2 separate regions of the Homo sapiens genome follow, and region 2 is linked to region 1. Evidence: read pairs that join two places in POLR2A ChIA-PET (ENCODE). Cell type or tissue: A673. All regions are shown on one strand. Links, peaks and the distances in the headings refer to the core of each region. The heading gives the core; the rest is flanking DNA. Region 1 has its middle 11 kb from the start of TMED9. Region 2 has its middle 3.3 kb from the start of HNRNPAB.

The links. ChIA-PET counts read pairs that join two places held together with the same protein. Peaks named below come from ENCODE experiments on the same cell type or tissue, not always from the same donor. Only the 100,000 strongest peaks of a DNase experiment are listed, where the experiment ranks them.
Region 2: POLR2A ChIA-PET joins it to region 1 with 6 read pairs; 5 of 35 experiments call an interaction of 5 or more read pairs at or near these places.

The regions. Positions count from the first base shown.
Region 1 is chr5:177,579,218-177,583,609 of GRCh38, forward strand. No RefSeq gene overlaps it. Among named protein-coding and RNA genes, the nearest start is that of TMED9, 11 kb to the right of the region's middle. In A673, for the core only: no CTCF peak of the experiment used is centred there; a DNase peak (open chromatin) is centred at 2,524.
Region 2 is chr5:178,199,065-178,203,456 of GRCh38, forward strand. No RefSeq gene overlaps it. Among named protein-coding and RNA genes, the nearest start is that of HNRNPAB, 3.3 kb to the right of the region's middle. In A673, for the core only: no CTCF peak of the experiment used is centred there; no DNase peak of the experiment used is centred there.

The DNA.
Region 1 (4,392 bases), core at 315-4,314:
GCCTGGGTGACAGAGAGACTCTCAAAAAAAAAAAAAAAAAAAGCCTCTATCTTGGCCAGGCATGGTAGCCCCCACCTGTAATCCCAGCTCTTTAGGAGGCCAAGGTGGGAGGATGGCTTGAGCCCAGGAGTTGGAGACCAGCCTGGGCAACGCAGGGAGACCCTGTCCCTACAAAAAAATTAGCCAGAACGTGGTGGCATGCACCTATAGTCCCAGCTACTCCAGAGTCTAAGGTGGGAGGATGGCTTGAGCCTGGGAGGCTGAGGCTGCAACTTTGTCTCAGAAAAAGCCTCTAACCTTAACATGTTATGTAATTAAGGGTTAAGCCACTTGAAGTGCTTTTTTTTTTTTTTTTTAACGGAGTTTTGCTCTCCTTGCCCAGGCTGGAGTGCAATGGTGCAATCTTGGCTCACCGCAACCTCTGCCTCCCGGGTTTAAGTGATTCTCCTGCCTCAGCCTCCCGAGTAGCTGGGATTACAGGCATGCACCACCACGCCTGGCTAATTCTGTATTTTTAGTAGAGATGGGGTTTCTCCATGTTGGTCAGGCTGGTCTTGAACTCCTGACCTCAGGTGATCTGACCACCTCAGGTGATCTGACCACCTCAGCCTCCCAAAGTGTTGGGATTACAGGTGTGAGCCACCGTGCCCAGCCAATTGTCCCATTTTTTAATGTCACTGGATACCTTATCATGGGTACACTTCTTGCTCTCTGTAATGGGTTGACTAGTGGTTACAAAAAAGATATGGCTATGCTTCAGCCCCCAGAGCCTTTGAATATGACCTTATTTGGAAAAAGAGTCTTTACAAATATAATAATAATTTTTTCTTGAGACAGGGTCCCTCTCTGTCACCCAGGCTGGAGTGCAGTGGCAAGATCACAGCTCACTGCAGGTTTGACCTCCTAGGCTCAAGTGATCCTCCCACCTCAGCCTCTAAGTAGCTGGGACTACAAGTATGCATCACCACACCTAGCCAATTTTTAAATTTTTTTGTAGAGATTGGATCTCACTATGTTGCCCAGGTTGATCTCCAACTCCTGGGCTCAAATGATCCTCCCACCTCAGCCTCCAAGAGTTCTGGGATTACAGACATAAGCCACTGCACCTAGCTGCAAATATAACTAATGTAAAGATCTTGAGATGAGATCATTCTGGGGTGAATTATCCAGGATTACCTGGGAGGGCCCTAAATCCAGATGACATGAATCTTCGTAAGAGTCAGGAGAGTAGAAAAGACATCAGAGGAGAAATCTGTGTGAAGATGGAAACAGAGACTGACGAGAATGATGCAGCCACAAGCCAAGGAATGTCTGGAGCCACCAGAAGCTGGGAGAAGCAAGGAAGGATTCTCCCCTAGAACCTCTGGAGGGAACACAGCCCTGCTGTCACCTTGATTTTGGACTTCTGACCTCTGGAACTGTGAGAGAATAATGGAAAAGCCATATTAATTTGTGTCAATTTGTTACAGAAGCCATAAGAATGAACATACTCCCCCTGATATGGCCAGCTCTTTAAAGACAGAGGCCCCTTTGTATGGGGTCTTTGTATGGGGTCTTTCCTTTATCTGGAGAAAAGTATCTGGTGCAGAGAAAAGAATGCCAAAAGTTGAGTCAAATTTCCCAGGTTTTATTTTATTTGTTCATATATATATATATTTATTTATTTATTTATTTTTGAGACAGAGTCTCACTGTGTCACCCAGGCTGGAGTGCAGTGGTGCCATCTCTGCCTCCTGGGTTCAAGTGATTCTCCTGCCTCAGCTTCCTGAGTAGCTGGGATTACAGGTGCCCACCACCAGGTCCAGTTAATTTTTGTGTTTTTATTAGAGATGGGGTTTCACCATGTTGGCCAGGCTGGTCTTGAACTCCTGACCTCAGGTGATCTGCCCACCTTGGCCTCCCACAGTGCTGGGATTACAGGTGTGAGCCACCGTGGCTGGCTTAAAATGATAATATCTTTTATTCTTCTGTTTTAGGCACTGTTCTAAGCACTTTTAAGGGTATTAACTAATTTCATCTTAAATATAATGGCATGAGATAGACTTTATTATTATAATAATTTTATAACTTGGGAAACAGCATCAAAAAGAAGTTTAGTAATATTTTGTCCAAGGTCATTCAGCTGATAAGTGGCAGGCATTTACTCGCACAAACTCTGGGCCAGGCCTTATGATACATGTTGGATACAAAATTGAATGAAACCTGTCTCCTGCCTCCAAGAACCCACTAAAAAGTACATGAAAACTGTTAATGCAATGTCTTAAGATTAATAATATGTTTCAGCTACAAAAAACCATCCGCTCATTCTAGTGGTATGGCATCTTAATAATCCTAGGGGAACGTTTTCTATTATTTCATTGGGAATTATTTTTAAACAAAAATGACAGATGCAGATGTTGATAAAAGTTAAACGCTTTAGAAACGTCAATTAAGGCACGTGCTTAAAAGCACCCATAGGATTTGGTAGCTAGGAGCTCACCAGTGGCATTCACTGGAGCTGGAAACAGGCAGAGGCAATGACAATAGGGTTTTGGAGGGAGATTGAGGTGCTGTCCATGGTTCTGAACCATTCTAGACTGGTACTATCAACTGTATCAAGAACCTGTGTGTGGGGTTGCGGGGTGGGGGTGTGGAGGTTTTTTTTTTTTTTTTGAGATGGAGTCTCGCTCTGTCACCTAGGCTGGAGCACGGTGGCATGATCTCGGCTCACTGCAACCTCTGCCTCCTGGCTTCAAGGGATTCTTCTGCCTCAGCCTCCTGAGTGGCTGGGATTACAGGCACCTGTCACCATGCCCGGCTAATTTTTGTATTTTTGGTAGAGACGGGGTTTCACCGTGTTAGACAGGATAGTCTCGATCTCCTGACCTCGTGATCCGCCCGCCTCGGCCTTCCAAACTGCTGGGATCACAGGTGTGAGCCACCGTGCCCGGCCATTGTTGTTGTTTAAATTCCCAACCCCTCACAAATGAGTATTTTTGTAAAATCCAATAAAAAATAAAACTGATCGGGGCAGGGGAGTGGGGAGAGCGAGCCTCAGGGAAAGGTAACTAATGCATGCAGGGCTTAATACCTAGGGTTAATAGGTGCAGTAAACCACCATGGGACATGTTTACCTATGTAACAAACCTGCATAATCCTGCATATGTATCCCAGAACTTAAGTTTAAAAAAAAATGCCAGCAAGGTGGCTCACACCTGTAATCCCAGCACTTTGAGAGGCCAAGGTGGGCTGATCACTTGAGGTCAAGAGTTCAAGACCAGCCTGGCCAATATGGAGAAACCCTGTCTCCACCAAAAAATACAAAAATTAGTCGGGCATGGTAGCTACTTGGGAGACTGAGACAGGAGAATGGCTTGAACCTGGGAGGTGGAGGGTGCAGTGAGCTGAGCTCATGCCAGTGCACTCCAGCCTGGAGAAAGAGCGAGACCCTGTCTCCAAAAAAAAAAAAAAAAAAAAAAAATTAAGTTAAATTAAACTAAAAAAAAAAAACCAGATCATGTGCTTGGATGTTATACCAATGTCAAATGTCTATAAAAATTTCCTAAACAAGGCCGGGCATGGTGGCTCACGCCTATAATCCTAGCACTTTGGGAGGACGAGGAGAGCGGATCACGAGGTCAGGAGATTGAGACCATCCTGGCTAACACGGTCAAACCCCGTCTCTATTAAAAATACAAAAAATTAGCCGGGCGAGGTGGTGGGCGCCTACAGTCCCAGCTACTTGGGAGGCTGAGGCAGGAGAATGGCGTGAACCTGGGAGGTGGAGCTTGCAGTGAGCCGAGATCGCACCATTGCACTCCAACCTGGGCGACAGAGCAAGACTCCATCTCAAAAGAAAAAAAAAATTCCTAAACAATTACTCCCAATTTGACTCTGTCTCAATTTAAAAAAATAAAAATCCTAAACAATTACTCCCAATCTCCTCTCCCCTCCCCTCCCCTTTTCTTTCTTGAGACAAAGTGCTCATGCTGGAGTGCAGTGGAGCGATCATGGCATACTGCAGGTTCGATCTCCCAGGCTCAGGAGATCCTCCTACCTCAGCCTCCTCAGTAGCTGGGACTACAGGCACATGCCACCATGCCTAGCTAATTTTTTTTTTTTTTCTGTAGAGATGGGATTTTTCTGTGTTGCCCAGGCTGCTTTCAAGCTTCTGGGCTCAAGGAATCTGCCTCAACCTCCTGAAGTGCTGTACTGCAGGCATGAGCCACTGAACCTGGTTCAAATTTCTATACTTACCTTGTTGCAGACCTGTAACAAACTTGAGAGACCAGGGCTGGCCCGCAGATCACACTGTGTATTGCACTGTGCCATGGCAGTGGTCCAGTGGTCAGACTGCCCATAGAAATACCCTAAAGGATAAAAAGGAAAAATTCTTAGGGCTTGCAGTGACAT
Region 2 (4,392 bases), core at 169-4,168, 620 kb after region 1:
GTGTTGCCAGCAATCCTCAGTGCTTCTTGGCCTATAGATGCATCACTGCAATCTCTGCCTCCGTGGTCATGTGGCATTTTTCCCGTGTGTCTGTCTTTCCCCCTCCAAAGTTCACCAGTCATACAGGATTAAAGGCCCACCCTACTCCCATATGGGCCTTTAATCCTCATACTCCAGTTTGACCTCATCTTAACTTGATTCCACCTGAAAAGACTATTTCCAAGTATGGCCACATTCAGAGGCACCAGGAGTTAGGATTTGAACGTAACTTTTTTTTTGTTTTTGAGACGGAGTCTCACTCTGTCGCCCAGGCTGGAGTGCAGTGGCATGATCTTGGCTCACTGCAAGCTCCACCTCCCGGGTTCACGCCATTCTCCTGCCTCAGCCTCCTGAGTAGCTGGGACTACAGGTGCCCACCACCACGCCTGGCTAATTTTTTGTATTTTTAGTAGAGACGGGGTTTCACTGTTAGCCAGGATGGTCTCGATCTCCTGACCTCGTGATCCGCCCACCTCGGCCTCCCAAAATGCTGGGATTACAGGAGTAAGCCACCATGCCCGGCTGTGAACATGTCTTTTGCGGGGGCACACAATTCAACTCCCAATGTGTACAGTAGTTAGGTGACATTTGGGAAGACTGTTCCAGGTAGAGAAAACAGCAGGTGAAAAGGCCCAAAGGCAGGAGGGCACTGGTGAGTTCTAGGAAGTAAAAGAAATTCAGCACAGCTGGAGTGGAGAGTGGCAAGGAGGTGCAGCTGAGGCGACTCATGCTGGACCTTATAGGCCAGGTGGGAGGGTGAGAGTAGGCCAGGCTACAGTTTGAGAGAAAAAAAAAATCCCAAATCTCAGTGCCAGGCCCAGTACAGGTTCATTTTCAGCTTGTGTCAAATCTGATGTGGGCCGAACAGCTCTTCTCCATGAGGTAGCTCAGCCGTGTAGAACACATGGTCGCGGGGTGAAGGGAAGTCTGGACAAGGCCCCCAGTCTCCATGGCCCCAGCCTGAAAGGAACTCTTCCACTCACAGACCACACAGCAGGGGAGGCTGGCAAGGTGGGGGCACAGATTTCTGGGAGCCCCAACTGTCTGTCCCACTCGTATTCACCCGAAGTCAAGGCTAAGACTTCATCCTGACAGCACTGGGAAGTCAGCCAGGGTTTTCACACAGAGGTAGTGACAAGATGGGACTTGCATTTTCAGTTTTTCCTTTTTTCACTGTAGCTCTCAGATCTTATGACTTGTGTTTTAGAAAGATTCATCTGGCTAGAGGACTCCTCTGAAGCAGGGGAGCTGGAGTTTGGTGGAGCGGGGAAAGTGGCTGCAGCGGGAGTTGGCCACAGCAGAGGCACGATATATTTGTAGTTAACTCATGCAACTTCCACCTTGCAGGCTCAGCCAAAAAACCGAAAAAAAGAATGTGAGAAAAATCAATTCATGTAATTAAAAAACAATCCAAAAGCATTTTGTGTATGTCCTTTCCTAGATTGGAGATTGTCCACATTTTATGCATATATTCTGAATAGCCCAAACCCAGGGAGTGTATACTCTATGGGCCTTTTAAGAGATTTTCAGGGGTAACTGAGCTCCTGGCTGACTTGAGAACCTCACTGTCATGGAATTGCCCTCTACTCAGGGTCTGTAACTGAACCTAATAACAAAAGTAGGGAGGCTTGTGTCAAAAGGACTTCCTGCTGTTTCCCAAACAGTGTGGTGCCTTGCCTCTGGCAGAAACACCCTTGGATACAATATGAAGGCTTTATTTATTTATTTATGTAATTTCATTTTTTTGAGACAGAGTCTGGCTCTGTCCCCCAGGCTGGAGTGCAGTGGCACGATCTCGGCTCACTGCAAGCTCTGCCTCCCGGGTTCACACCATTCTCCTGCCTCAGCCTCCCGAGTAGCTGGGACTACAGGCGCCCCCCCACCACGCCCGGCTAATTTTTGTATTTTTAGTAAAGACAGGGTTTCACCGTGTTAGCCAGGATGGTCTCGATCCGCCTGCCTCGGCCTCCCAAAGTGCTGGGATTACAGGCGTGAGCCACCGCACCCGGCCCGGCATTTTTTATTTTTTGCTGAGACTGACCCCTACCTGCCTGCAGTTCTTTCTAGTTTATGAAGTGTTTTCTAAGCCATTACCTTATTTGAGCTTCAGGATTCTTTATTTATTTATTTATTTATTTTGAGACAGAGTCTCGCTGTGTCACTTAGCCTGGAGTGTAGTGGTGCGATCTCGGCTCGATGCAACCTCCATCTCCCAGGTTCGAGTGATTCTTGTGCCTCAGCCTCCCGAGCAGGGGGGACTACAGGCCTGGGCCACCATGCCCAGACTTTTTTTTGTATTTTTAGTAGAGATGGGGGTTCCACCATGTTGCTCAGGCTGGTCTCAAACTCCTGGCCTCATGGGATTCTCCTGCCTTGGCTTACCAAAGTGGTGGGATTACGGGCGTGAGCCACCACGCCCAGCTGAGCCTCAGAATAAATTAGATCTTTGATAGGAGATCTAATTTACATCAAGGAACTCAGAAGCTCAGACACACCTTGTCCCACAGTAGCCAGGAGCCCTGGAAACAATCCCCAATGTGGAGTTGGACGTGTTGGTTTCATGGCCACAGTTTTAGCTGTGGTTTCAGTATTCTTGTGTATAAAATATGGGTAACTGCACAAAGCTATTTTGAAGCTCCAGTAAAGCAAGGTTGGTGAAAGCATTTTGCAAACTGCTAAGCGCTGTCCAAATGTTGTATCCTCAGACTTTACACGTCACTGAAAGTGTTTCTGAGTCGTGCTAAAGAAATCCACGTGGAAGATTAAGGGAATTTATGCCTGCAGTAATGTCTTTGGGCTGCACCTACACTATTTGACTTTGAACTTAATTTCCTGAATTACCTTCACTGCTTGGGGAGCTGTGCCCATCATCTCCTGCAGGCCACAGCCCTGGCCCTCATTTCTGTGGGTTGGCAAGGGCTGGGGTGGAGGTGGGGTGAGCAGTTTGTTAGAGACCGCCCTGAAAGCCTTGCTGCCAGATCTCAGTGACATGAGTAAGGTCGTGTGGAAATATGTGACTTCCTGTTATGGAATTAGCCTGGGACAGTGAAGAGTGGCCTTGGGGTGAACCAGAGGGCACTTGCCCACCTGGGTATGGGTATCCCAGCTGCACTTGATTGTTACTTTGGGGGAAGGCAGTACAGTGTGAGCTAAATCTTCGGACTTTCCTAGAGAAGCCTGAAATCCACGTATCTTCATTTTTCATTCTCAGGGCAACTCCAGTGCCTGGGTGGAGTTAGTGCCTGAGTTGGTTGTGTAGCTTTGGGCCGCTGCTCTTGACTTCAGTTTTCTCATTTAAAATTGGTGATCCACCTGAGATCAGGAGTTCAAGACCAGCCTGGTCAACATGGTAAAACCCCATCTCTACTAAAAATACAAAAATTAGCCCGGCATGGTGGAACACACCTGCAATCCCAGCTACTCAGGAGGCTGAGGCAGGAGAATCGCTAGAACCTGGGAGGTGGAGGTTGCTGTGAGCTGAGATGGCTCCACTGTACTCCAGCCTGGGCGACAGAGCGAGACCCCCGTCTCAAAGAAAAAAAAAACCTGGTGATCTAGCTGGGCAACATAGGGAGACCCTGTGTTTACAAAAAATTCGCTTGGCGTGGTGGCCACGTTTCTGGTTCCAGCTACTTGGGAGGCTGAGGCAGGAGGCTCATTTGAGCCCGGGAGGTTGAAGCTGCAGTAAGCCGTGATCGTGCCACTGGACTCCAGCCTGGGTTACAGAACAAAACCTTGTGTCAAAAAATAAAATAAATAAAATTGGTGACCATACCACCTTACTTTGGTTGTTAAGATACAGAAGAGAAAATGGAATGCCCAGCCCACCACACTGGTCCTGGCTGCAGGAATCCACTGGAAACGCTAGTTCCTTGTGTTCTGGGTTGCTATTTGGTAACCTGCAGGCTCCAGAGGTTGTAATCCTGCTTGCCTTGGGGCCCACCACCCATATGATTAAAAGGAATAACGGGATTACCGAGGCCTTTAAAATTTTGTGGTCAAGGAGATAATATAAAGGAGTTTTGTGTATTAGGAAGAGAACAACGCCCCCACCCTGTCCTTTACCTCGTGAGTTCACGAGTGGTGTATTTGTTTTGTTTTGTTTTTGAGACGATGTCTCGCTCTGTCGCCCAGGCTGGAGTGCAGTGGCGAGATCTCGGCTCACTGCAAGCTCCGCCTCCCGGGTTCACGCCATTCTCCTGCCTCAGCCTCCCGGTAACTGGGACTACAGGCGCCCACCACCACGCCCGGCTAATTTTTTTGTATTTTTAGTAGAGACGGGGTTTCACCATGTTCGCCAGGATGGTCTCGATCTCCTGACCTCGTGATCCGCCCGCCTGGACCTCCCAAAGT